Linked DNA regions of Homo sapiens: region 2 is linked to region 1. The links are chromatin contacts, found by Hi-C or POLR2A ChIA-PET in ENCODE. All regions are on one chromosome and are shown on one strand. Each heading gives the region's core, a stretch centred on a gene start or an enhancer-like site at or near the end of the contact. The rest is flanking DNA. Distances are from core to core; before and after follow the strand shown. Region 1 holds the start of ZNF791 (zinc finger protein 791). Region 2 holds the start of AKAP8L (A-kinase anchoring protein 8 like).

Region 1 (4,069 bases), core at 259-2,758:
ATAAATAAATAAATAAAGGAAGGAAGCAAGAAAATTTTAAGCCATTTAACAAGAAAACCCACTATTGCTTTCAGAAAATGAGAATGTTGGGCCGGTAATAGTAGCTCATGCCTGGAATCCTAGCACTTTGGGATGCTGAGGGTGGAGGATCGCTTGAGCCCAGGAGTTCAAGATCAGCCTGAGCAACACAGCCAGACCCCATCTGTTAAAAAAAAAAAAAAGAAAATAATAATGTCAGTTAATTATTTCCATGGCAATAAATAGTTTACAAAAGTATTACTTCTATCTGAATGCTTCTAGATGTTGCAAGTTTAAGTCCTGGAATACCATCTGAAACATCAAACTAAAAGAACAGACCTGAGAAACATATTCCATGTGCTCAGGGAAAGAACAAAGAATTTTTAACAAATGTAATATTGGGATGTTTTTTGTTTTCTGAGATTCATTTCTTTTTTGCCCTTTGGAAATATTTTGTACTGTCTCTCAAGTTCTTCTGATAACATATATTTTATATTTATTGGAAAAATGACATTCGAGTGAATAAATCTTTTCAAGGTCATAAACCCAAGGCGGGACAGTGCCAATCTGAAACTGTGCTGAAAAGATAGATTACCCAGGAAAGTTTACAAAAAGGAACCTCAACGCAAAGGAGTTCCCATAGGATGTCTGTGCCCTGGAAAGGTACCAGGATGAGGGCCACAGCATTTTATGCAGATTAGTTCCAAGTGAATAATTTTTCTGATTTTTCTCTGATGTAAAATATCCACAAACAAGAAATAAATCGTTTAAAAGAGGCATCTATTGGAAAAAAGATTATTAAAATACTGCGTGTGTTTGAAATGCACCACACAGGACAAAGAGTTGGTGACGATGTTTTCCACTGGCGAGCGGAAGTAGGCGTTTGGGAATTCGGGGAGGGATCCGGAAATCTAGGGATTAATGGCCCGCCGTGGGAGGAGCTAGGCTGGGGGGACAGGGTAGTGGATTTGAGACTCTGCTTCCAACATCTTTGGAAGACTCAGGGGGAAACAGCCTTTGGGAAGAAAGAAGGGACTGGGAACCCCAGACTGTAGCTCCTCCCACACAAACCAAACACACAAGGCGGGATTCTCCCCAGGACCCTCCCGTGGTCCCTGCACGATCTGGGAAAGACGCGGGGCTGCGGGCGCGGAGTTGTCCAGAGAGGGCTCCGGGGCTGGGACCGCAGTCGCCGCGCAGGGACGGGACAGGACGCTTGGAGTTCCAGCTGCCAGCCCAGCCCCACACTGCGGCCGGAGGTGACCGTGGGGAGGCCCGGGTCCCGCGATCACGGCCGGTTCCAACTAGTCCGGCCCTGCACACTCACCATTTTCCGGCCTCGCGGGTGTCCCGGTGTTGTCCCTAAGGTTCACGGAGCCAGCGCAGGGTACAGCGCATCCGATGCAGGGGTACAGCAACCTGACGCGTCAAGGGGCCAGGAGACCCCAAGCTAAGCACAACCCGATCGCACAGTGACGTAGCACGCATTTGCGCAGCGTAGCCGTACCCTCCTTTCCGGCGCCGCCCCTGATTGGACAATTATACAGCCCCGCCCCTTTTTGTCCGAATGACAGCTAGGCAGCAGGTCTAGTAGCTAGGCAGATCTCGCTTCCGCCGGTGGGACGGAACTGGTGCCCTCCGTGGACAATTGTGTTGAAGCAGAAATTGTTCCGGATCTCGGGTCGGACACGGAAGTCTTCCTGCAGTGTTTCTGGATGCGGGGACAGGGATGCGCAGGAATTCCAGTCTCAGTTTCCAGATGGAGCGACCCCTCGAGGAGCAAGTCCAGAGCAAGTGGTCGTCTAGTCAAGGCCGCACAGGAACAGGAGGGTCTGATGTCCTCCAGGTACCAGGGGCTTGGCATAATGTTGTAAGGCCTCTCGTGGAATAGTGACCCTTGTTTATAAACAGACGGTTACCCCATCATGTGTAATAAAAAGTGTGGTTGCATTTTAATCTTTGACCATAACAGCGTTGAGGCGTCCACCTTTCTTTTCCCCACCTCCACACATTTGGCACTTTAGAAAAGGAACCCCAAGGCAGGGCTTGGTGGCGCACACCCGTAGTCCCAGCTACTGCGTGGTGGGGGCGGTGGGGGAGGTCGGGGGGTGGGTGGGCTGAGGCGGGTGGATCGCTTGACTCCAGGAGTTTGAGTTCAGTCTGGGCAACATGGCCAGAACCCATCCCAAGAAAAAAAAAAAAAGGAAAGAAAGAAAAAACAATCCGTAGGACACCCGAGCACTTGGCTCGGGTGGTAAATTGCAACCCTAACCTGGGCACAGGGACTCTTCAGACCAATCACGATCTATGAGACGTGCTCAGTAAACTGCGTTTTACTCTGGAAGGAAATGGTTTGTTTTCGTTGTTTTTTTGTTTGTTTGTTTTTAGTTTAAGCATGTTTTTATTGCTTTTCATTTTTATTTTTATTTTTGTAGATTTATGGTTACAAATGCACTTGTGTTACGTGGATATATTTCATAGTGGCGAAGTCTGGCTTTTAGTGCACCCATCACCCAAAGAGTGTATATTGTACCCAATAGGTAATATTTCATCCCTCATCCCCCCTCTCTGTCCAACCTATTGGCATCTCCAGTGTCTATTATTCCATTCTGTATGTCCATGTTTACCCATTGTTTAGCTCCCACTTATATGTAAGAAGATGCAGTTTTTGACTTTCTGTTTTTGCATCATCGCACTTAGGATAATGGCCTCCAGTTCCATCCGTGTTGCTGTAAAGTGGAAGGAAATTTATCTCAAATAAGTTTTCTAAAGTGTCCCTACAGAACTTGGAAAGACCAAGAGCCCAAAACCAGCCTGGGCAACATAGCGAGACCCCATTTCTCAAAAAATTTTTAAAAATTAGCTGGGTATGGTGTTCACCTGTAGTCCTAGCTCCTTCGGAGGCTGAGGCAGAAGGATCTCAAGGCTAAGAGTTTGAGGTTACAGTGAGCCAAGATTGTGCCACTGCATTCCAGCCTGGGAGAGAGAGAGACTGTCTCTAAATTTTTTTTTTAAAGTAGAAACATATTTCATTTTTCCCATTATAGAGGAGACAGTGTAATCTTGAAAACTCCCATGATCCACCCTTCTGGTAGCTCTGTGTGTACAGGTAGATGCAGGGGGAACAATGCTTCCAAGGCTGTCAAAGGTCATGTTTAGTTCTAAATTGCTGAAACTCACAAAATGCATCCTCTTGTTTCTAATTAGATGCAGAACAGTGAACACCATGGACAAAGCATCAAGACTCAAACTGTAAGTGAGATCGCTACCTGTCAGCGTGGCTACCTTCCTTGTTTATAATGACCATTTGGGTCTGTCCTTCTATGACCTCTTTGTGGGGGGGTCTTTCGGGTCTTTGTGAAGGCACTCCCATAGTCAAGGCCAATAACCAGGCTCTCAGGTATGTCCTGTTCATTGCCCTCACCCTGTACTTCCATTGTCCCTTACCTTCATTGGCCATCCCAACACAGCCACCTGCATCCTTTGGAATATCACATTTGGGCTGGGTGCAGTGGCTCATGCCTGTAATCCTGGCACTTTGGGAGACTGAGGTAGGAGGATTGCTTGAGTTCAGGAGTTTGAGACCAGTGTGGGCAATGTAGTGAGACTCTGTCTCTACAAAAAATAAAAAAAATGGCTGGGTGTAGTAGCTCATGCCTGTAATCTCAGCACTTTGGGAGGCAAGGTGGGTGGATCACTTGAGGCCAGGAGTTGGTTTCCAACCTGGCCAACATGCTGAAACCTCATCTCTATTAAAAATATTTTTTAAGTTAGCTGGGCATGGTGGGAGGCACACCTGTAATCTCAGCTACTTGGGTGGCTGAGGCATGAGAATCACTTGAATCTGGGAGGAGGAGGTTGCAGTGAGCTGAGATCGCGCCACTGTACTCCAGCCTGGGCAACAGAGTGAAACTCTGTCTCAAAAATAAATAAATAAATAAATAAATAAATACATAAATAAATAAAGATAAAAAATTAGCTGGGCATGGTGGCATAGTCCCAGGTCCTCGGGAGGCTGAGACGGGAGGATGGCTTCAACCTGAGGCTGCGG
Region 2 (3,670 bases), core at 715-3,214, 2.8 Mb before region 1:
TAGAGACGGGGGTTTCACCATGTTGCCCGGGCTGGTCTTGAACTCCTGAGCTCAAGTGATCAGCCTCCCAAAGTGCTGGGATTACAGGCGTGAGCCACTATGCCCGGCCCGTAAGTCAGTTTTTGAAATATAAAAGTGGTATAGGCTAGATGTGACAAAAAACAGTCAAATGATACAAGAGCTTATAAAGTCATATGGCAAGTTCCTCCCCACCAATCATGCAGTGAAGTGAGGGTCATGTGTGTCCTTGGAAGAGTCACCTCCAGTTCTTGCAGGGGGATGTTTTCCTAAAACTTTCTGAGCATTGCTCTTCTCTGCTCAAGCCACTTCAATACACCTCAGGCAGCAAAGTCTCAGCTTTTGAGCCGTGGTCTCTGAGGGTGTTGGATGTGAACGAAATCAAATCGGTACAATGATGACTGTGGCAAGTGCGATGAAGGAACGAACCTGCAGGGCGCAGAAGACGTGTCCTGGGGCCCTGCCTTGGTTTGGAAGACAGGCAGGCATCCCTGAGGCTGATGGGGAGATGAACCCCGAAGCCAGAGTGCTTATCCGTCAGATCTCTGCTTCATGTTTGGAGTTTGCTCACTTAACACATCAGAAGTGGCTTTGTTCCGTATGGCAGCAAGTTCTGCAGAAGCCTCATTTGGGTGGGGGGAGTTTTATTAAAACAGTTTATCATGGAGAATTCCAACTATACAAAAGTAGAGCAAACAGTAAAATGGACTCTCATCTATCCATCACCAACCCATGACCAATGTCTTCAGCTGTCAGAGATTTATCTTATAGCTCCTTGCTTCCTCCTCCTCTCTCTACCTGTCTGAATTGTGTGAAGCACATCCTGGCCATAAGATCAGTTAACTTCTTAGTATTTCAGTATGTTTCTCTCAACGTTGTAAATGCCACTATTACACCTAAAGAAATCAACAATATCAAAAAGAAACAGCATACCTTAAAAAAAGTTTTAAAACACACGAAGCGTAGAAGTCGTAATTGCGCAGCTTAATGAGTTTTCACAAACACACGTGTTAAGTACTCTTCGGTGCAGCTCTGTCATCTCTAGAAATTATGAGTTGTCCCTGGCAGGGTTTCCATATGCCCAGGAAACAGACTGAGGACATGACTGGTGCCCGGCTGCACTATTGCAGGATCTCTCGAGCCCAGAGTGAATCAGGAGGGTTTTAGAAGCAAAGCTCCCATTTTAACACGTAACTGTCAAGGACCTTGAGCAAATCATGAGTTCCAAGCTTCAGTTTTAAGTGAGGATTAAAAGCTTTTTGCAGGTTTGAAGGAGCATTCGAATGACACACAATACAAACGGAATTATTACACATATAAGCATATGCCATATAAATATATTATCGTTTTGTTACGATTAATCACATTTATTCAGTGCACTGGCACCAGAATGATTTCTTTACACACACTTTGTCACGTAATGTTGAAACGTGTGTCCAGCATCTTGTTTGGTGCTGTTTTAATTTTCTCTTCTCAACATGGCTTTGCTATGCTTGTTTTGGAGCCGAAGGCCAGAGAATTTGAGAGACTTAGCTAGGTCCCCTACCCAGCACCTCGGTGGCGGAGTTGGCATCCCAGCCCTGCCCTGAGCCGTAGACCCGACTCCCTCTGGCGGGTCTCCAGGGTACGGGCGCTCCTCCAGCCCGACCATGCTTGGGCCTTGGGCCTTTCCGTAGTGCACAGCTCCGCCCCCTCAAATTCTATAGGACTCCGCCTCTCTGCCGGCTTCTGTAGGCCAATCACTGAGGCCTTAGAATAACAGAAGGCGGGGACAAGGCGGGGCTCTCACGAGATTGCCAGCAGCTTCCAGCCACTGATATGAGGAGGCATAGAGATAGACAGCGGTTCCTTCCAATAGACGTGAAGCCGAGGCCGGTATGAGCCAATGCGGTCGGGAGGCGGGGCTCGGGTGTGTGTGGAGGGGACCCTGTGGTTAGCAGCAGCTATCGCAGCGTCGGATGTTCAGAGCAGCAGAAGCCGGCGTCGTCGGATGTTGTGTTGCCCGCCACCATGAGCTACACAGGTGGGCCTGGCAGGGTGGGGTCGGGCTCTGCGTGGGGGATGGGACAGGGACGTGCGGATGCCGCACCAGGCTTGCCCGCACCTCCCCTGGGGCCCCGTCACTGCCTTCCCTGCGGTCACAAAATGGCGCCGCTGGCCCGTCGCCTCAGGGTCGCTGCCCTCACGCCTCGTTGCCTCAGCTCTCTGTGTCTGCAGCCGGCGTCCCGGCTCCCGGCCGCCTGATGTCTTGGCTTCTGTCGCCTGTGTCCGTGGGTCCGGGCCTCAGCGCACGAGGTCTCCGCCCCCACCACCTCCGTCCCTGGCCTGCGCTCCTGGACCTCGACGCCTTAGGTTTCCCTTTCTCAGGCCTTGGTCCTTGCGAGCAGGCAGCAGGCTCGGCTGCCGTCGCCATTGTCGCGTCCTCCCCCGCGCAGTTTCTCTGCAAAAACGCCGCAGCTCTACACCCCCATCCCGATCCCACCCACCACCCCCTTTTGTCTATTTCAGAACTGGGAAAGGCGCCAGGCCCTAGGGGGATAAGTAAATATTGGAAGGGTTTGGGCTGAGCGGGGAGCCTTGGGCCCCTAGGGGCTGAACTGCAAGGAATGACAAGGTTCCATGTTAATTCCCTCTGCGTCTGTCAAATGAACCGTGTCCGGTACAGACTGGGTATTGGGAATACAGACAAGAATTCCTCAAGCAGCTTAGAGGCGAGGATCTTAATAGGCAAATAAGCGAGTGTAGGATATATTTTAGGGTGGTCAGTACCGTGCGGGGGTCGCTCCACTACGTGGAGTGGTTGGAGCCTTCTGTAAAGAGGTGACATTTGAGCAGAGACCTAAATGGAGGGAGCGAATAAAGATATCTGGCCCAGGGAGCTTTTGCTGTAAAAGGCTTACGGGCAGGAACTGCCTGGCTTGTTAGAAGATCAGCCAGGGAGGCCAGTGGGAGGCCAATGGGATTTGAAAGGGAGAGTGGGTGACAGATCCGAGAGCCCCTCTCCGCCCCCCGCAATATGCTTGGGCGACTGTAAATCATCACTGGGTGAATTGCCAAGGCCTCCTGGGTTTGCCTTGGCAGTGACTGATGAGGCTTCTCGGCCAGGAGACTTACACTAGGCCTCCCTGTTTGGTGAGGGTATTATAGGCTTGAGCGTGTGTGGTTGCCAGGTAACCTGCATTCTACTTGGAATTTTGAGAACTGAGAATGCAACGTGAGTCTGTGGGGCTCCTTTGTAGACCACTTTATGTTGGCATAGGCAAGAAGGTAGTGCCAGTCCCCTCTACCCTGGCTGCCAGGTCAGGAGCTTTCCAAGAACCCCAGTTTTTCTAGCAACCATCCCCCAGCCCAGTGGGTTCTCATCCAGGGGTGATTCTGCCCCAGATGACATCTGGCAATGTCTGGAGACATTTTTGGTTGTCACATATGGGAGTGGGAGTGCTGCTGGTATCTAGTGGATGGAGGTTTGGGATGCTGCCCTGCTACGGTATACACAATGACACCTACCGCAAAGAAGTATCTGGCGTCAAACATCAGTAGTGCCCAAGTTGGGCAGCTCTGCCAGAGCCTTTCTGTAGCTTTCCTAGTTCAGGAGGAAAGACTATGGGGTTGTTACTGACATCCCTGGGATTGGAATATAATTCTCACCAAG

What was found. Hi-C counts contacts between places; a loop is a spot of excess contacts on that map. ChIA-PET counts read pairs that join two places held with the same protein, here RNA polymerase II (POLR2A). Pooled maps may share reads with other maps.
Region 2: a loop to region 1 is called in a pooled map, with 3 times the contacts of the local background. The contact joins the promoter of AKAP8L here to the promoter of ZNF791 in region 1. A Hi-C loop is called at or near these places in 1 of 50 pooled maps. POLR2A ChIA-PET finds 5 or more read pairs at or near these places in 3 of 52 experiments (CD4-positive, alpha-beta T cell, Caco-2 and H1).

What each region holds. Positions count from the first base shown.
Region 1 is chr19:12,608,359-12,612,427 of GRCh38, reverse strand. ZNF791 (zinc finger protein 791) reads right to left here and starts at 1,508. Exons shown (of 4, transcript NM_153358.3): 1 at 1,346-1,508. The coding sequence starts at 1,348. ZNF490 (zinc finger protein 490) reads left to right here and starts at 1,615. Exons shown (of 5, transcript NM_020714.3): 1 at 1,615-1,864; 2 at 3,226-3,270. The coding sequence starts at 1,748. RefSeq lists enhancers at 1,337-1,396, 1,727-1,946 and a silencer at 1,537-1,596.
Region 2 is chr19:15,417,282-15,420,951 of GRCh38, reverse strand. AKAP8L (A-kinase anchoring protein 8 like) reads left to right here and starts at 1,964. Exons shown (of 14, transcript NM_014371.4): 1 at 1,964-2,041. The coding sequence starts at 2,029. WIZ (WIZ zinc finger) reads left to right here. Exons shown (of 13, transcript NM_001371589.1): 13 at 1-974.